Linked DNA regions of Homo sapiens: region 2 is linked to region 1. The links are chromatin contacts, found by Hi-C or POLR2A ChIA-PET in ENCODE. All regions are on one chromosome and are shown on one strand. The core of a region is the stretch at or near the end of the contact, and the rest is flanking DNA. Distances in the headings are between cores, read along the strand shown.

Region 1 (6,424 bases), core at 3,790-6,289:
TTCCTAGATATGACAATGGAGCCTAATCCATAAAGGAAAAAAATGATAAATTTCATCTCATAAAAATTTACAACTTTTGCTCTAAGAAAGACACTGATAAGAGAATGAACTATGAAAAAATATTTGCACATCACATCTCTGACAAAAGACTTGTATCCAGAAACTATAAAGAACTCTAACAACTCAACAGTTAAAAAAAAATAACTAATTAAAAGTGGAAAAAAAGACTCATACAGACACTCCATCAGAGAAGATACAGGGATGACAACTGAACCTATGAAAAGGTGCTCAACCATTATTAGCCACCAAGGAAATATAAGTCAAAATCACAATGGGATATCACTCCCCACCTCCTTAGATGGCTAAAAAAAATACTGGTTGACAAGTTTGCAGAGCAACTTGAACTCTCGTATATTGCTGGTGAGGATGCAAAATGATACAGCCACTTTGGAAAACAGTTTGGCATGTTCTTAAAAAGTGAAATGTATTCATATAGTATGATGTAACCATCCTACTCCTGGACATTTATCCCATAGAAATGAAAACTTAGGTCCATGAAAAGACATATACACGAATGTTCATAGAAGTGTTATTTGTAATAGCCTGGAAACAATGCAAATGCCCTTCAGTGGATGAATGGATAAACAAACTGTGGTCCATCCATACCGTGGACTATCACTCTGTAATAAAGAGGAGCCAAGAATTGATAGAGGCAAAACCTTGGACAGAGCTCAAGACCATAACGCTGAGTGAAAAAAATAGCCAATCTTAAAAGATCACACACTACACAATTCCATTTATATGACACCCTCCAAAAGTCAAAATATAGAGATGGAGATCAGTGGTTGCCAGGGGTTAGGGGTGAGGCCAGGGCATGGCTACAAAAAGATAGGAAGAGGAAGCCTCTTCAGGTGATAGAACTGTTTTGGATGCTGATAGTGATGGTGGTTACACAAATTGATGCTTGAGATAAAATTCATAGAACTGTTCTCCAAAAGGAATTTAATTAAAATGCAACTTGAAAAAAAATGATGTAGCGGCCAGGCGCGGTGGCTCATGCCTGTAATCCCAGCACTTTGGGAGGCCGAGGCGGGTGGATCACCTGAGGTCAGGAGTTTGAGACCAGCCTGGACAACATGGTGAAACTCCATCTTTACTAAAAATACAAAATTAGTCAGGTGTGGTGGTGCACGCCTATAATCCCAGCTACTTGGGAGGCTGAGGCATGAGAATCGCTTGAACCTGGGAGGCGGATGTTGCAGTGAGCTGAGATCGTGCCATTGCATTCCAGCCTGGCTGACAGAGCAAGACTCTGTCTCAAAAAAAAAAAAAAAACAGATGTGGTGCCGCGAGTTCTCAGGTAGTTTCTTCCCACAACCCCATAGGCCATGGTGCTTCCCCTATAGCACCTTGGAAGGGATTAGAAAAGGGCACCGCCTCATGTGCAGAATGCAGCCTGTGCCAGGGCCCTCAGCCTGGCAAGTGGAGGACTGGCTGCATTGCAGCTCCACTTGTGCAGTGAGCAACCTACACGACTGTCCATGTTGGGTCCTGGAGCCCCCATCTTTTCTTCTCAGGCTCTGTTATTCCTCAATGGATGGAGTTTTGACAAGCAGTCCCCAGGGAGTAGGGATGAAGTGGGCTGTGCATTAAACCAGACTAGCCTGGCCGGGGCTTCTTGCTAATGGCAGCAAATGCACTTGGTGCTGAGGCTGCAGGCCGGTGCTTTGGGGGACCGGTGCTTAATGGCTTGTCTGCCAGGGAAGAAGAAGGATGGCCGGACAGCCAGACGCATAGCCAGGATCAGATGGATGGAGGGAGCAGGAGGACTTACCCCAGCCTGGAAATCCCCCTCCCTCTGGGAGGTGGGGGTGGAGAGTGAGGGGATGTGCAGGAAGGACGCTGCCAGGGAGACTGGCTCTGCCTGAGCCTGTCCCATGGCACATTTTGTCTGCTCATTAATGGTGAAGGTTGTCATTCCTCCGGAGGGGTGGGTTTCAGGTGGGCCCAGCCACAGCCTGCTCTGCCCCAGGGAGCTGGGGATGAAAATCAGGATCCCAGCTTTTTTTTTTTTTTTTGACGGAGTTCCACTTTTGTCGCCGAGGCTGAAGTGCAATGGCGCAATCTCAGCTCACTGCAACCTCTTCCTCCCAGGTTCAAGTGATTCTCCTGCCTCAGCCTCCCGAGTAGCTGGGATTACAGGCATCTGCCACCACGTCTGGCTAATTTTTATATTTTTGGTAGAGAAGGGGTTTTGCCATGTTGGCCAGGCTGGTCTCGAACTCCTGACCTCAGGTGATCCACCCGCCTTGGCTTCCCAAAGTTCTGGGATTACAGATGTGAGACACCACGCCTGGCCAGGATCCCAGCTGTTACATCCTAAGTGCCTGCTGGGTGCCTGGCACTGTGCCGAGGGCTCTATTGAAGTGGCAATAATGACAAAGCCTCCAATAACAATAATATAAACAAATCCTGGAGTGCATTTGGGGGCTGGGCCTATCCCTCCTAATAAATCCGGAGGCTCGTGTGCCTTTGTTCCACAGGTCCTGCTTTCCTGAGGCCACACAGCCTGGTGCTCCAGCCTAGCCCCATCTGCCTTTGACTTTCATGCACACGGCCCTACGGTCACTTCAGCCTCTTCAACCCCATCGCTTAACACTTCTGAGCTCCAAGTTTCATAAAGGTGAAAGGGGACTTTGCTTTTGCATATGTAAAGGAGGAGACACCAACTCAGGTTAGGCCTTGCCTCTTCCAGGAAGTCTTCTCTGACCCTCCCCAGAGTGGATGAGCGCACCTCTGAGAAACAGATTTCCTCACTTATCCTCAGGAGCAAATGAATCCATCTTGTGCCTGATGGTGCAGTGTTGAGGACAGACTCTCTGGGACCCCAGCAGTCACTGCACCACCCTGAATGGGCCCAGCTGATACTGTTAGGAAGGCAAAGGGACGGGAACTGCAGAGAAGCCAAGACAGAGCCCCAACAGCATCATGAGCCTCTGGATCAAACCATGCCTGAAACCCACTATCACCTCTGCATCATTTCCTTACATGAGCCCATTATTTCCTATCTTGGTTGGATTTTCTGTCTGTTGTAACACAGAGTTTAAACTGATACAGGAATTCACCAAACTGTGAAATGTGGCGATTTCAGGAGGGCATATAATGAGGGAACTTTCATTCTCCAATGCACATGTTTTATATCGTCTGTGGTTTTACAGTACGCATATAGCAAAATCAATGTCAGTGCTTCTGTCTTGAGAAAACCAGTGGACCATGAGCCTGCGGCTTGAAGAATCGGGTGGGTGATGGCGTCAGTAACTGAGGAGCAGTGAACTTGGGGGAAAGATGGCAGCTTTGATACAGGGGCATGGGAGATCTGGATGGAGCCACTACATTGGGTCCTTTCGGGGGCTGGTGCCCAGGAGGGAGTATGTGGGGTGAGGGAGAGTCAATGTCGGTGCCGGGTGGCAGGGTTGAGGAAGGTCGCACCATGGTCCCTGGCCAAGGCCTTACTCATTGGAGAAGTACACATTGCTTCTTTTCCCAGGACACTCCCTTTTGGGGCTGTCACCGTGCCTCAAGTACCCTCCTTGTTGGAACTGATGTCCAAGGCTACATGTGAGTGGTAGAGCCCATCAAGCTGCAAATTTCTTGGAAGTGGCCTTCCAGCCACCTCCCATTAGCACAGGAGGCAGGGACCTCTCTGATGGGGTTGACAAGCTGATTCCTCAAGCCTGAATCCATGCTGCAAGGACGGGTGTAAATGACAGTGGCGACATGCTTCTGTCTGAGGCTTTTCACTGCTTGGAATGACATCCCACCGCGCTCTGCTTCATCCTCTGAGGGCCCTGAGATGCAGGCCAGGCAGCCTTCTGCCTCAGTTTCACAGAGAAAAAAGTTCAGGCACAGAGAGGCCTAGCAACTTGCACATAATCACACAGCCAGACAGAACTGGCCAGAATTTGAACCCAGCTCTCCAGCCTTCAGACCTGGCCCTCTTTCTATTTCCACCGGATGGTCCTCACAGCAGGGATTGGGGCAGGGAATCGTACCAAGTGAAAGTCAGCCATTGAGGACTGCGGGTGGGTGGAAGGTGAAGAGGCTCCCTGGAGAGAGTGGAGGGACCCCAGGCGAGGGAAGCGTCTGTATAATCCCCACAACTGCCCTGGCCCAACGCATGTCCTTTGCTCTGCCCTAAGTGCCTGGTCCTGTGCTCTGTATTGGTCATCACCTTGAACCCTCAAACATCTTATTCTGAGCCCATCTTACAGCCAAGAAAATGGATGCTCAGAGAGGTTAAGGAATTTGCCTAAGGTCAATTAGTGAGGAATAGAGGTCTCTGGCCTGTTGGAGCCCAGAGCTCGTGCAAAGGCCCTGAGGTAGGGCCCAGGAACAGGGTGTGTAAAAGAACTGTAAGGAGTGGGTGGGGAGGAGGGGAGAAGCTGCGGAGGTCCCTCTCGGTCCCATCCAAACCTCACTTGCTCAAGCAAAAGTTTCAGGGTGTCGCTTCCTGTTCAGTGGAGCAAGGCCCCGTCCATACTGGCCTCGGTTTCCTTGGGATGGGGGAAAGGGGTGGCAGAAAGCGCCCCCTACCCTACCCTACCCCCAGTCCAAGTCAGAAGAAGTAGCTGCAGCTTCCGGGAAGGTTGTCTGGAGACCCAGAAAGAGAGAGAAGTGGGTGGGGACGAGGGGCACCGGTAATGAACGCGGTCTTCTGCCCGCAGCGACGCAGACTGGGCTGTAATCCGGGCCTCCTGGGCCAGCAGGGCCTGGCGGGCCTTCCCCAGCGCAGGTTCCCATGTTCATTTAGGCCCCGCGACGCCCGGCGGGACGCCCTTCCCTTTAGGGACAGGGGCGCGGGGCGGGGTCGCCGGTCGCGCGCGGGCACACGGGCACGCACACACGCGCGCGCACAGACGCTCCCGGAGCCGTCAGAGGAGGCGAAAGGAACCAAGAAGTGAAAGTGAGCAACCTCTAGTGAAAGAAATAGACATGCACAGACAGCTCGGAAACTGACGCGGTGCCAGCGAGCCGGCCTTCCCGGGCGCGCCCGGGTGCGCAGGCAGCGCGTTCCCCAAGCTGGGCGCGCGCTCGGCGGCCACCGAGGAGGGCCTGCCACTCGCTCGCGTCCCCCCAGTTCCTTTTCCTGCTTCTTGCTGCCTCCGCCTCTCAAGCAGCCGGGAGGTCCCCGCGCGAGGCCCCCAGCGGGCGCCCCAGGATCCATCGGGTCCCCCACGATCCTTCACGCCCTGGACCCCGGCAAAGCGCGGCTGGGCCCAGCCTTGAACCCTGGCGGCCGAGGGTCAGAGAGCTCTGGCGTTTGAGTCCTTTCGCCCACCAGGCCCGGGCTACCTGCAGAGTGGAGGCCTTTGCCCTCCCCCGCCTCCCCCGCCACCCGTCTGCACGGACTGTCCCTGCGCTGCGGCTCCCGGGAGCGCCCAGGCCCTGCAGTGGTCACTGCACAGATGACTTTGGCAATAGCCATCTCTTGGAGAAGGAACTTCCAAGTGACAGTCCTGAGAGGCCAACGGCCAGTCGGCTGATGTGAGCAGCGCCTGGCAGCCTCAGAAGGGCTCACCCTGCCCGCCTCCCTGCCCCCACCCTCCCTGCACTAAACCAGCTTTTCCAGCTCTGCAGCCTGGTCAGGTTTCTGGCAGGTGTGGGTTGTTTTCTGCCCCTGGAGCTTGGGTGGGAAAAGAGAGAGGTCTGAGAAGCTGGGTGCCCACCTAGTGCTCTGCCATGCCTGCATCCCCACTCCAGAGGCCCCCCAGGGACTCTCAGTGTGGAAACAGACCCCAACTTAACAGAAAAGGCTGGGATGCCTGTTGGCTGATGAAGTCAGGCCTTTTGGACAGATATCAAGCAGAAGCCATGACTAGTGATAAGGCTCCCCTTCCCTCTGGGTTTCGAGAGCCACAGTTTCGAGAGCTTGGTGGGCAGTAAACAGCCCCAAAGCTTCTCAACAGACACAGAAGGGTGTGGCTTCTTCCCATTGGGAAGCTATTGGTGGGAGGGTTGCCAGACCCTTCCCAGATCTTGTTTCAGCTGGGTGAGCCTGGGGACACTTGGCCACACAGGGTGTCCCCAACTAAGCTAGGATGCAAAAAGAAAATGCCTTGTCCCAGTCATAGCCCAGTGGGAGACAGAGGGGTAAACAATCAAAATGGGGTGTGAGGACAGCTCTGAAGGAGGCCTGAGCCAGGGGGTGTCCCCTGGAGGCACCAGGAGAAGCAGGGAGGGTGCTCTCAGCAAAGGCAGCCACATGGGAGTCTGGGGGGTGCCCAGGAAGCTGCAGACCCCAGAGGCCCCACAGAGCTCTGCAGACTGCCCAGTTGCAGAAAGCCTAGACCCACCATCAAAATCAAAATAGGGGCCGGGCGCCATGGCTCACGCCTGCAACCCCAGCACTTGGGAGGCCAAAGCA
Region 2 (6,522 bases), core at 3,460-5,959, 42 kb after region 1:
AAACCCCGTCTCTACTAAAAATACAACAATTAGCTGGGCGTGACGGCACACGCCTATAGTCCCAGCTACTCGGGAGGCCGAGGCAGGAGAATCGCTTGAACCCGGGAGGCGGAGGCTGCAGTGAGCTGAGATTGTGCCACTGCACTCCAGCCTGGGCAACAGAGAGAGACTCTGTCTCCAAAAAAAAAAAATAAAAGAATTGCCTGGACACACAGCAGACTTTGCCGGATGCGAAACAAACCTTGACCATTTTAAGGCGCTCAGATGCGGGGTTCATTTGTTACCACAGCAGAGGGAGCCCTGCTGACCAATACAGCTGCACACCCAGGCACAGGTGAAGCCTGGCCCGGGTCCTGAGGGGACTCTTGGAAAACCACATTCCAGTTCAGGAGATGCTGAGAGATCTTGGCAAGTCCTTTGACTCTTCTAGGCCCGTTTCCCCATGTGGATGGTGGGGTAAGGGACTTTTTCTCCTCTGACTAAGGCCTATGCTGCTTAAATCCCTAACCCCAAAGGCTCAAGGAAGACCTGCCAGTCCTATAGGGGCAGCTGGGTGCTCACTGCACATTGGCCGCTGGGAAGAGCACCTCGGAGGCATCATGGAACCCTCACAGTGGCTCCAGGAGGGAGGTGCCATCACGATCCCATTTCCCCATGAGAAAACTGAGCTTCAGAGAGGCAAGGTTACTTGCCCAGGAACACTAGCATCTGAGATTTTTGACTGCTCTAATGCCAATTACCGCCTGGTATTTTTATTTCTTACAAAAGCAACTAACTTAAGGCCGGGAGTTGGTTCACGCCTGTAATCCCACGCTTTGGGAGGCCCAGACAGGAGGATGGCTTGAGGCCAGGAGTTCTAGACCAGCCTGAGCAACATAGTGAGACCGTGTGTCCACAAAAAAGTAAAAAACTAGCTGGATGTGGTAGCTACTCCGGAGGCTGAGGTGGGAGGATCGCTTGAGCCCAGGAGTTCAAGGCTGCAGTGAGCTGTGGTGGTTCCACAACACTTCAGCCTGAGTGACAGAGTGAGACACTGTCTCAAAAAAGAAAAAAGAAAAAAAACTTAAAAGAAAGCCAGCTGTCAATAACATAAGAGAACTGAGAATAAAAATTTTTTAAAATACACATAAAATGTGCCATCTTAACCATTTTTAAGTGTGTAGTTCTGTAGTGTTAAGTACATTCATGCTATTGTGCAACGGTCACCACCATCCACCCACAGAACTCTTTTCATCCTGTAAAACTTAAACTCTGTACCCGTGAAATACTAACTCCTCCTTCTCCCTGGCCATCACCATTCCACTCTCTGTCTCTATGAATGTGACTTCTTTAGAGCCTCACATAAGTGGAATCCTATTGTATTTGTCCTTTTGTGACAGGCTATTTTACTTAGCGTAATGTCTTCAAGGTTCATCCATGTTATAGCGTGTGTCAGAATTTCCTTTTTATGGCTAAATAATATTCCATTGTACGTATGTATCAAATTTTGTTTATTCCTGCATTCAAGGACACTTGAGTTGCTTCCACCTTCTGGCTATTGTGAGTGATGTTGCTATGAAGATGGGAGCATGAATATGTCTTCGAGGCCTTGCTTTCAACGCGTTTGGGTACATACCCAGAAGTGGAAATGCTAGATCATATGGTAATTCTATTTTTACTTTTTTTGAGGAACTGCCATGCTGTTTTCCACAGCGGCTGCACCATTTTCATTCCTACCAGCAATGCTTGAGAGTTCCAATTTCTCCACCTCCTCCCCACCAGCCCTTGTTCTTTCTGGTTCCTGATAGTAGCCATCCTAATGGGTGGGAGGTGACGTCTCATCCGGGTTTTCATCTGCATTTCCCTAATGATTAAGGAGGGGATAAGGGCTTTTTCTTTTTTCTTTTCTTTCTTTTTTTTTTTTTTTTTTTTTTGAGACAGAGTCTTACTCTGTCGCCCAGGCTGCAGTGCAGTGGCGCAATCTCGGTTCACTGCAACCTCCGCCTCCCGGGTTCAAGCGATTCTCCTGCCTCAGCCTCCTGAGTAGTGGGATTACGGGTGCATACCACCACACCGGACTAGTTTTTGTATTTTGGGTAGAGATGGGATTTCACCTTGTTGACCAGGCTGGTCTTGAACTCCTGACCTCAATTGATCTGCCTGCCTTGGCCTCCCAAAGTGCTGGAGTTACAGTCATGAGCCACCTCGCCCAGCCTGGTGAGGGTTTTTTCAATGCCGCTGGTGGGTCTACAGCAGTGCAGTCACCTGGTTCTGCTTCCACAGGAGGAAATGAGGGTCCCGGTGCCACCCCCCTCCCGGGGATGTTGTGGGAGTCCTCGAGCCCCAAACAAGCTAGTGGGGCTGCGTCTGCAGTGTGACCTGTGCCCCAGTGAACAGGCTGGGGGCCCAACTTCTCCGGAACCTCAGCCTCCGCCGATGTTGCAACCTCTCCTTCCCCTGCTGGGCCTCAGCAGGAACTGAGCTGGGCTTTTCCAGCTCCGGCCAATCCTGTGACCTGCAGTCCCCACCCAGCCTGGAACTCAGAGCAGAGAGGAGTCAGCACCACAGGGAGGCAGGTGACAGGGTCGTCTGCATGTCCCTTGGCTTCCGCATCCAGACAAAGGGCAGCTCTGTGTACAGTGTGTACAGGACATGCAGGACGAGCGTGCGGACTGTGTGGCCAGACAGATGCGGTCTGAGTCCCATTTCTGCCATTTGCCAGTGGTGTGACCTGGATAAGTCACTTCCCCTCCCCAGCCCTCACTTCGATCTGTGAAATGGTGCTTGGCACGCGGTAAGAACTCAGTACCTCCTACGATTCTCAACCCCATCCTTCTCCTCATCACCATCAACATCCACCAGGATGACCAGGTCACGCCTGTGTCCAACCATCCATGGCTCCCCCACTGCCTGCCAGAGACAGCCCATCACACTCTCATGGCTGCTGGCCACCGCCCAGACTGACCCCTGCCCACATCTCCATCCTCCTCTCCCTCTCGCTCGTCACATTCGGGGCTGCCCTCCTGTCCCTCAAACGCGAAGCTCTCCCTCCAGCCACAGGGCCTTTGCATATGCTGTTCCCTGCCTGGAATGTGCTTTCCCCACCCCATCCTGCGCTCCCTCTTCATCAGTTACCTCCTAAAAGACCTCTGAACCATGAAATTATTGGAATACTGTCCGTCTCCCTACGTCACTCTGTGAGGCCAGGATCATGCCTGCTTTGCTTCCCACTAAAGACAAGGTTGGTCCAGGTGCCCCCCAAATATTAGCCAAATGGAATTATTCCTTTCCAGAAAACCCCTGATTTTGGAAACTCAGGTTCCTTCCACAAAAACAAGCTATTCCCCACATAACTAAATAAGCTTTAACTTTCATACCTTTGGAAGGTTTTTTCCCCTTCATTAAGTGAACCAACCTGAGAAAGCCCTCAGCTACATCCTGTGTCCTCATTTTTCAGCTCAGAAAAATATGGTCACTGCACTTGGAGCAGCTGCTCCCAACGCCTGCCACGCCTCCTCCCAGCCCAGCCTCTGGCTGCCCCTTCCTCAGGACTCAAGGGAGGTTTTGGGCTGCTCTCTGGGTGACCCCTTGCTTGGGAATAAACACCCACCCTGAGGGACGGAGGACCCAGGTGGAGGTGCAGATGCGTTTCAGCCCCAACAACAAGGTCTTCAAGAGCCACAGTGAACCCTGCTCGGTGTCAGGGCCTGACCCAGCCGGGTGACACACAGCACCACAGCCAGCCGGGGGGCGAGGGTCACCTGGTTCTGCTTCCACAGGAGGAAATAAGGGTCCCAGTGCCACCCCCCTCCCGGGGATGTTGTAGGAGTCCTCGACCCCTAAACAAGCTAGTGGGGCTGCGTCTACAGCGTGACCTGTGCCCCAGTGAACAGGCTGGGGGCCCAACTTCTCCGGAACCTCAGCCTCTGCCAGGTTCCGGACCCCAGGAGGGCCATGGGCAGGAGGCCCAGCAAGACTGTGTGGCCCAAACCCATGCCTGTGTCCATCCTTCCATCCCCTTGCATATATATATATGTGTGTGTGTGTGTATATATACACATATACATATATATATATATATTTTTTTTTTTGAGACAAGTCTTGCTCTGTTGCCCCCAAGCTGGAGTGCAGTGTCACGATTTTGGCTCACCGCAACCTCCGCCTCCCAAGTTCAAGCGATTCTCCTGCCTCAGCCTCCTGAGCAGCTGGGGTTACAGGCGTGCATCACTGCGCCCAGCTAATTTTTGGTTTTTTTTTTTTTAGTAGAGACGGGGTTTCATCACTAAACCTGTTGGCCAGGCTGGTCCTGAACTCCTGACCTCAGGTGCTCTGCCCGCCTCAGCCTCCCAGAGTGCTGGGATTACAGATGTGAGCCACCTCGCCCAGCCTCCTTGCTTATCTATTTCAACAGTTATTTAGTGAGCACCTACTATGTGCTCAACCCAGTTTTTGGGAAGCCTAGTGAAGACCCCAGGTCCCGCCCTCCTGACCAAGCAATTTACACAAACCCCATACTTACTTCTGGAGAGGAGACCTAGGGCTCTGCATTCGTCCCCAGGCTCACCACCCAGCGCATTCTCTGGGCTCAGGGTCTCTGGGTAGGGGCTGGCTCTACAGGATGCTCCAGAGGGCCTCGTGGGGAGGGTGTATTCAGAGAGGGGTAGTGCACGCGTCCACTCCAGATGGTCCTCAGGGAAAGAACTTTCTCCACACGGTCATGTGAGCAGGCTCCTGGCAGCAGTCACACATCAGCATCACTGTTGCTACTGTGGTTGGGGCCAGCTCAGGCAGGGTGACACCAAGACAAAGGCCTGCAGGAAGGATGGGCTATCCCCAAACATAGGCGAGTGGAGGGAGGACTTAGGGTCACCGTCGGCTGGACTTCACGGACACCGAGGGTGAGCCCCGGGGTGAAGGAGCCATGCCCCGGCCACAGTGAGGACCAGGAAACCTCCCCTGGGGCTGGAGGCGGGGGTCCCAGATGAGCATCTGCTATTTGAGTTCTCACGGGGATCACCTTCCTGGGGGTGACAGCAGCCAAACAAAGCACACAGCTAGGTGGCCACGAGGGGAAGGCCCGGGAGCCTGGGTCAGGAAGCGGGTGGGAGGAGGGTGGGCCGGGGGCTGGGGAATGCTGCAGGGAAGGAGGGAGCGGTGAGGACGGCCGCCACACGTCAGGAGGGCTGGCTTCTGGGGCCCAGCACCCGGCAAATCTTGAAAGAGAGGAAGAGGAGCGGGCGTGAGGCCAGAGGGGACCCCAGGGCCACTGTGGGGACGTGAGTTCTGGGAGGTGCCGGCCTGAGGGGCCATCCTGTCTGCCGTTCCCCGGGGAGGCTTGGGTGGGCAGAGACATTCCCCACGGGTGACATTCCCCACGGGTTTCCAAGGGAGAGCCCCCTGTGGGACTGGAGAGCCCAGGGGACTGCAGAGACTAGAGAGAGATGAGACCAGGAAGACACCAAGGCCCGGACCAGGGCAGCCAGAAGGGCCCTCAGCGCTGGTCCCTGCAGCTCCTCCTAAGCCAGATCTGCCAGGGGAGCTCGGAAATGCCTGTCGCGGAGCCTCGGTCCATCCGCCCCTCCCAACCGGTCCGGCACATCCAGGCGCACACACATCTGTCCACAAACACACCCTCCCTCACACACACACAACTCACACACACACCAATTCACACATACACAACTCACACACCAACTCACACGCACACAACTCACACGCACAGCAACTCACATACACATCAACACACACATACACAACTCACACACCAACTCACATATGTGCCAACTCACATGCCAACTCACACACGGACTCACACACACACCAACTCACATGCACACCAACTCACACATACACAACTCACACACCAACTCACACATACATAACTCACACCAACTCACATGCCAACTCACACAACTCATATGCGCTCACACATACACAACTCACACACCAACTCACATATGTGCCAACTCACATGCCAACTCACACACGAACTCACACACCAACTCACATGCACACCAACTCACACATACACAATTCACACACCAACTCACACATACACAATTCACACACCAACTCATACATAATTCACACCAACTCACATGCCAACTCACACACCAACTCAACTCACATGTACACCAATACACACACATACACAAGTCACTTACACACCAACTCACATACACACCAACTCACACATACACAACTCACACCAACTCATACCAACTCACATACACAACTCACACACCAACTCATACACACCAACTCACACATACACAACTCACACACCAACTCATACACACCAACTCACACATACACAACTCACATCAACTCGCATACACACCAACTCACACATCTCACATACACACCAACTCACACGCATACCAACTCACACATACACAAGTCACTCACACCAACACACCAACTCACACATACACAACTCACACTAACACACACCAACTCACATACACAACTCATACCAACACACACACCAACTCACACATATACAACTCACACTAACACACACCAACTCACACACACCAACTC

What was found. Hi-C counts contacts between places; a loop is a spot of excess contacts on that map. ChIA-PET counts read pairs that join two places held with the same protein, here RNA polymerase II (POLR2A). Pooled maps may share reads with other maps.
Region 2: a loop to region 1 is called in a map of naive thymus-derived CD4-positive, alpha-beta T cell, with 3 times the contacts of the local background. The contact joins two enhancer-like sites. A Hi-C loop is called at or near these places in 10 of 168 maps with a recorded cell type or tissue (CD14-positive monocyte, CD8-positive, alpha-beta T cell, PC-9 and 6 more), 3 of 37 single-sample maps with no recorded cell type and 20 of 50 pooled maps. POLR2A ChIA-PET finds 5 or more read pairs at or near these places in 13 of 52 experiments (CD4-positive, alpha-beta T cell, H1, HepG2 and 8 more).

The regions. Positions count from the first base shown.
Region 1 is chr9:129,382,311-129,388,734 of GRCh38, reverse strand. No RefSeq gene overlaps it. Among named protein-coding and RNA genes, the nearest start is that of LINC01503, 49 kb to the right of the region's middle. RefSeq lists silencers at 4,789-4,908, 5,059-5,278. Within about 2 kb of position 5,039, at least 34 of the 41 ENCODE cell types and tissues checked have a DNase peak (open chromatin) inside an H3K27ac peak, as active enhancers do.
Region 2 is chr9:129,340,020-129,346,541 of GRCh38, reverse strand. LINC01503 (long intergenic non-protein coding RNA 1503) reads right to left here. Exons shown (of 4, transcript NR_120686.1): 3 at 4,499-4,710. Among named protein-coding and RNA genes, the nearest start is that of LINC01503, 6.4 kb to the right of the region's middle. Within about 2 kb of position 4,709, at least 5 of the 41 ENCODE cell types and tissues checked have a DNase peak (open chromatin) inside an H3K27ac peak, as active enhancers do.